Regions from separate parts of the Homo sapiens genome. Here region 2 is linked to region 1. A link is a contact called in ENCODE Hi-C or POLR2A ChIA-PET data. All regions are on one chromosome and are shown on one strand. Each heading gives the region's core, a stretch centred on a gene start or an enhancer-like site at or near the end of the contact. The rest is flanking DNA. Distances are from core to core; before and after follow the strand shown.

Region 1 (3,092 bases), core at 260-2,759:
CCTATTCCATACCTACTCAATCAAAACTTCCAGGCATGGGCTCCAGAGATCTGTGTGTTCAAGCCTTCAGGTGACTCTGATGGCGTGCTTACATTTGAGACCCTCTGCTCTGGTCTGATCACCCAGAATCTCCCTTGGGAGAGCTACCTTGAAATTTCTGCTTATTTCCCCTGCAGCGTATTGAAGACTCCACGGTGGTTGTTTTGTTTTGTTTTGAGATGGAATCTCACTCTGTCACCCAGGCTGGAGTGCAATGGTGCGATTTGGGCTCACTGCAACCTCCGCCGCCCGAGTTCAAGCGATTCTCCTGCCTCAGCCTCCCGGAGTAGCTGGGATTACAGACACGTGCCACCATGCCCGGCAAACTTTTTGTATTTTTAGTACAGACAGGGTTTCACCTCCGCAGTGGTCATTAAAGCTTGACCACTAAATTGCCCTGGTTCTTCAACATGCACTAGGCAGGCTGGACCAGAAGCCAGGAGACCTGGCTCCCAGTCTCATTATCATTACTAACCAGTCCTGGAGTTTTCCCTCACCATGAAGATGGAATTTTTACCATCTGCTTTCTCTGCTTTGTGTGGCAGGAAGATAAAAAAATAATAATAATGGATATTCAAACGGTTTATATTGCATGTAAAATGCAATGTGGCATTGATTGTAGATCCCTTAATTCAGACAGATTTCCCCACGCAGACGCTGTGTGTCACAGGGGGAATGGGCAGCGTCACTTTTTACATCCAGTCATATTGTATGAAATTGCAACAAATTCAAAAAGATGCCATCGTGGGAGTGTGGTGAGTAAAAAACAGCTTTCATGAAACTCAAATCTTGAAAGTCAGATGCTTTCTGGGTCTTGTTTAACTGTAAAAGAGATAGATGAAGTATTAGAAATGGAGAAGGAAAGGGGGGAAAAGCCATCCATTTACTGCTTAAGAATGGCTCTGCTATTGCGATACCTAAGGTCACATGCGTAGCCACTTGGGTTAATGATACTCAGTTTGTCCACGGAGTGGCAGTAGCAACTGTCTGAGAATCAGTCTCAGCCGGGGTTCCTTCTGTCTATAGAAAGTGAAAGACAGACTGTTATTCAAATTCCATGTGCAAAAAAGCCTTCTTACATTAAATACCTGGGCATTTCAGGAAGAAGTTTTATTTGACTTAAACTGTGAAGGCAGTTTCTCATTTGAGGAAAAGAAAGATATAACGTGTTTCAGTTGAAATGTCAAGATCCTTTGATTGCACATTTGGTTTCCTAGGATAAATTATTCTAGCCAATGGAGCAGAAACTGGCTAATCAAAGGCACAGTGCACAGTTACACTTCTGTATATCATTCTCTTTTTTTAAAATAATAGCTGGAATTTTTTTTGAAAGTGAAATTACAATTTACCACCTCAACTCAGAGGACATATTAGCTTGATAACTTATTCACAGTTGCTGGTGAGTTCAGGCTTAAATCATCAGCTGTCACTCACAAGTGTTTACCCTTGAACTTTCCGAATGAGACATCAAACGTCTTGGTAGTGGGTGGGTTTAAACAAAGCTGCCCACGCGAGAACCATTGTGGAGCTTCTTGTTCCAGGGGCCGGTCACGGACAAGCTCATGACCAGCACACTCAGATGTGACAATCAGATAACAAGAGGCAAGAGAAGACTTTCTGGGAAATAAAAGATCATTTTTGTGATTTCTTTAAATTCAGATCATATAAATTAGGTGAAGATAGACATTATTTCTCCTGTTTATGTAAAAGAATTTAGACAATGAAGTCACGAAATTCATGAGAATAATTTAAAGACTGTTGGAACTTCCCAATGTTTTTCTTGGCATTCAGTCACTACACATAGAAATGTATACTATGCCGGTTCCTAATGACTTAGCAGTTCCCTCAGGCTTTGTTCCACAGGATGTGACATCTCCTCTGCCAACTTTTCCTGCCTCCTTTCCTAATCATAGGATTGCTATTCTCCCTGACAAGTAAAGAATGACAAGATATTTTATTAAAAAGATGTTTTATTTATCTTTTAAAGATTTTTTAATGTATGTATCTGCCTCTGAAATTATTAAGAATGCCTTAATAATAATCCCTCTCATTTTATTTCAGAAGACACTATTGTAATAGCATGGCTAGGAAGGAAACACAGCTAATTATTAAGATGAATCATTTAGCAAGGTGGGGAAAAATCCCTTGTGTGTAAAAATATCTAGTGATTGACATATTACCAAATTTACATGAAATAGATTTCCATGTAATTGAGACTGATTTTTCCTATTAGATGGAAAGAACCTTCCTGATCAGGACTGGTGTTGGGGGAATGTTTTCCTTATGAAATCAGAAGCAGAGCTTCTGTAGGGCCGTCCAAGATCAGGATGCTTACTTCAAGATGCCACTCTGCATCTCTCCCCACCTGCCAAGTGTTTCCTGTCTCCCAGATGCTTTCTATTGGCTTATTGTAAGGACTTTGACTTCTGCGCTACGTGAACTGGGGAGTCACTGGAAGAGTTTCAGAGGTGCACCTTGGTAGACTCAGGCTTTCTCTGGATCTCACTGGCTGCTCTTATGAGTCCAGAATGGAAGAGGATGAGGACAAATGCAGGGGGATGTTAGGAGACCACTAAGCAGGTCCCTGTCATTTCTCTCTCTGTGATTCCTTTTGCTGCCACTTTCTCCTTGTCCCCTTGGCTCCAGCCCCCTGCTGTCCTTGCTGTTTCTTGCACCCGCCCGTGAGGCATGCTCCTGCCTCAGGCTCTCTGCCTGCCGTGCTCTCACCTCGCAGACCCACGTGATTTCCTCCCGAACCCCCTTCAGGCCTCGGTCCAAACATCACCCTCTCATCGAGGTCTTCCTTGACCACACTGCTTAAAATTGTCCCCCTCGCCTCACCTTACCACCTTCACTGCCTCATTTCTCCTTTGTGCTTAATCACCATCTCACACAGTTATCCAGAGCACGAGCCCCACGAGGAAGGGTCTGTCTTGTCCACTGTTGGACCCCTGACACCTAACCCCTGGGGCTGGCCCACAGTTGGGAATTGCATGGCTGTCTGAAGCCAGCACCTTCCTGGTTCTGCTGTTCCCTGGAAGTGGGGTTCAGTA
Region 2 (2,901 bases), core at 213-2,712, 140 kb after region 1:
CTAACACAATGAAACCTAGTCTCTACTAAAAAAAAAAAAAAAAAAAAAAAAAAAAAAAAAAAAAAAAAGCCGCACGTGGTGGCGGGTGCCTGTAGTCCTGGCTACTTGGGAGGCTGAGGCAGGAGAATAGCATGAACCCGGGAGGCAGAGCTTGCAGTGAGCTGAGATGGCGCCACTGCACTCCAGCCTGGATGACAGAGAGAGACTCTGTCACCAAAACAAAACAAAACAAAACAACAAAAACAAAAACAAAACTACTCTAGAAAGGGGCTAATTGTTTCCTGCTTCCCACAGGCTGGAAGGCACATGTGAAACTGAGCCCCTTTGACCATGGAAATGCAGGCCAATATACTAGCATACTGTCAAGCAACAAGATCTGGAATAAATAATCCTACAGAAAAGAGCTGCCTTACTAGCTTGGATCACTGACTTTCATGCTATTAAGATAAATAAACTTATTTAAAGTAGGTAGTATATTTGGGGGGCCTCTTACCATATTAGAATACTAATACAGTTTTCAAGATTTAAACAAATGAAAAATTATACTTCATTTTGTAATAATTTTCTTGTTTAGGAATCCCTTAATTACTTTAAGAAAAAATAGTTGGGCTATTGAGAATTAAAGTAAAAACCTGCTTGCTAGGCAAAAGAAGGATTAAATATCTACAGGCAATCCAAAAAAGGCTTAGCTGTAGTATGTGATGTTATTATACAGACGTATCTTAACATTTGGGAGGCTGTGGTGGGAGGATCACTTGAGGCCAGGAGTTCTACATCAGCCTGGGCAATATAGTGAGACCTCATCTCTACAAAAAAATAAATAAGTAAATAAATTAGCTGGGCTGGTGGCATGCACCTGTAGTCCTAGGTACTCGGCAGGCTGAGGTAGGATGGCTTGAGTCCAGGAGCTTGAGGCTGCTGTGAGCTATGACCATGCCATTGCACTCCAGCCTGGGCAACAGAGCAAGATCTTCTCTGGCGGGGGGCGGCGGTGGGGCAGGGGGGCAAATGTGTGTAACATATAATTATCACTGGTCTCTTCAAACATTTCTTCCTATAATTTTAATGCTGCTTTTGTCCTTAAAATAGTAACAGGTGTTCCAGTAAAGGGAGGTTGATATAGTGCCAATAATGTTAAATTGTTCAGTAAGCTAAGGGTTCTTTCTCTCACCACAATTAGCACAAGACCTTGTTTTTTATTCCAACATATACCACCCCAGGAAACAGAATGCTCTACACAGAAATTATTCAACAATTGTTGAAAGAGCTAACACAGAACCACTAAAGTAACAGAATACATGCAAAGATGTGTCCTAATTTAGTCATTTTTTTAAAAGAAAGGATACTTTGCCTAGGCTTTTCAGTGTTACTCATTAACACAGCAAACTTCCTAGAGTGTTTAAATATGATCAGATTTAGTCAAACTGAGAAACATCTATTGCACCAGATAAACCACACACATAGCACAACAACACAGAAAGTGAGTCATCTGTGTGTGAGGGATGTCTGGAATTCTATGACTCAATGCCTCTCGAATCCCATTAATGTGTTTTATGATTCATATGAACACAGTTTTTCCTCTCTGCAAATCAATTTGAAGAAAAGGGAGAAATACAACTGGCTAATTTTGAAAGAAAGAATTTATATATCATATTTTACTACAGTTAAACATTGAAAATTAGGTAATAAAATATTTAAGATTTCTTTCACCAAAATGTATTAAAATTAAAAAGTGACGATCCCCTTAGACACAGTAATTCCATTTTAAGGCTTTTTTAAAAAAAGCCTACATATCCAGATAAAATGATTAAGTATATTTATTGAATCACTGTAGGAGGCAAAATGCTAGTAACAACTTAAATGCCCACTAAATGGTTACCTAAAATTATAAAACACAAAAAATTCTTAATCTTTATTTAACTGACTCACAAGATTAACCAATATCCTCGGCTTCCTGAGTAAAATTAATAGATGACTTTGGCACATTAAATATTCTGACTAGTAGTTTACCACTAACAAGCCTACACAGTTTTGCTCCCATGATGGGGTATGTTTATCAAGGGTAAGCTGTGTTTGTTACCACAACTGAAGAATCAATAAAAGCAAACTACTGAAAAAAGGGAAGTGCTATTGAATTGGGTATGGCTGAGACAATTGGAAACACTAAGGCAAACAGTGAACAGTAAAAACCTTAGGGGTTTTGCCCTAAGATTATTTCTTAAGGGTCTAATTTCTCACATCAGCTACAGAAACTCAAAATGGAAGTTATAGATAATGCACTGTGAGTATGGTCTGAGCAAGGAAGAGTACACTGAACACCTGTCAGTGGACTCCACATCCATTGAAAAAGCCTTGGTCTAACTTAAAAAAAAAAAAAAAAGTTATGTACCTTATAGGCACTAGAAAGGATTTAACAAATTATGTTAGTGGAGAACACTTGCCATATAGGTTGTAGAAGACTTCCATATTGACTTTGGGTATGAGAATGAAGCACATTTTAGAACTACCTCTGACAGACAACTGTAAAACAACTGTTAAAACTAGTTCCAAGATGCATGCTATGATCCTCTTCCTCCAAGGAATACTTTGAAAACCTCTGTGGAACCTTAAAGTTTCAGATTATAATATGAAATATCATTAGCATTTATCAGAGCAATGTAACTTTAAAGAAAAATCATAAATAGTCCACATTTCTATTATCATCCTTAATAATTACTATGTATTGAATACATATATATACATATATATATATATATTAGATAGCATTACTGGGTACAGAAATCTAACTTAAACCAGTTTAGGCAAAATCGATTTAAAGGAAGGACACTGAAGCATCTAATGGAATTGAGCACTGAACAACCAAAATTGAGGAAAGGCAGGCATGTGGCTAGGTCGTAAGAA

What was found. Hi-C counts contacts between places; a loop is a spot of excess contacts on that map. ChIA-PET counts read pairs that join two places held with the same protein, here RNA polymerase II (POLR2A). Pooled maps may share reads with other maps.
Region 2: a loop to region 1 is called in a map of endothelial cell of umbilical vein, with 9 times the contacts of the local background. The contact joins two enhancer-like sites. A Hi-C loop is called at or near these places in 2 of 168 maps with a recorded cell type or tissue (PC-3 and endothelial cell of umbilical vein), 9 of 37 single-sample maps with no recorded cell type and 15 of 50 pooled maps. POLR2A ChIA-PET finds 5 or more read pairs at or near these places in 6 of 52 experiments (GM12878, MCF 10A, T-cell and 2 more).

The regions. Positions count from the first base shown.
Region 1 is chr3:15,629,327-15,632,418 of GRCh38, forward strand. All of the region lies in intron 1 of BTD (biotinidase), which reads left to right. Among named protein-coding and RNA genes, the nearest start is that of BTD, 29 kb to the left of the region's middle. Within about 2 kb of position 1,510, at least 12 of the 41 ENCODE cell types and tissues checked have a DNase peak (open chromatin) inside an H3K27ac peak, as active enhancers do; they include PC-3 and endothelial cell of umbilical vein, where a contact is called at or near this core.
Region 2 is chr3:15,767,674-15,770,574 of GRCh38, forward strand. All of the region lies in intron 2 of ANKRD28 (ankyrin repeat domain 28), which reads right to left. Among named protein-coding and RNA genes, the nearest start is that of ANKRD28, 29 kb to the right of the region's middle. RefSeq lists a silencer at 1,307-1,356. Within about 2 kb of position 1,463, at least 14 of the 41 ENCODE cell types and tissues checked have a DNase peak (open chromatin) inside an H3K27ac peak, as active enhancers do; they include PC-3 and endothelial cell of umbilical vein, where a contact is called at or near this core.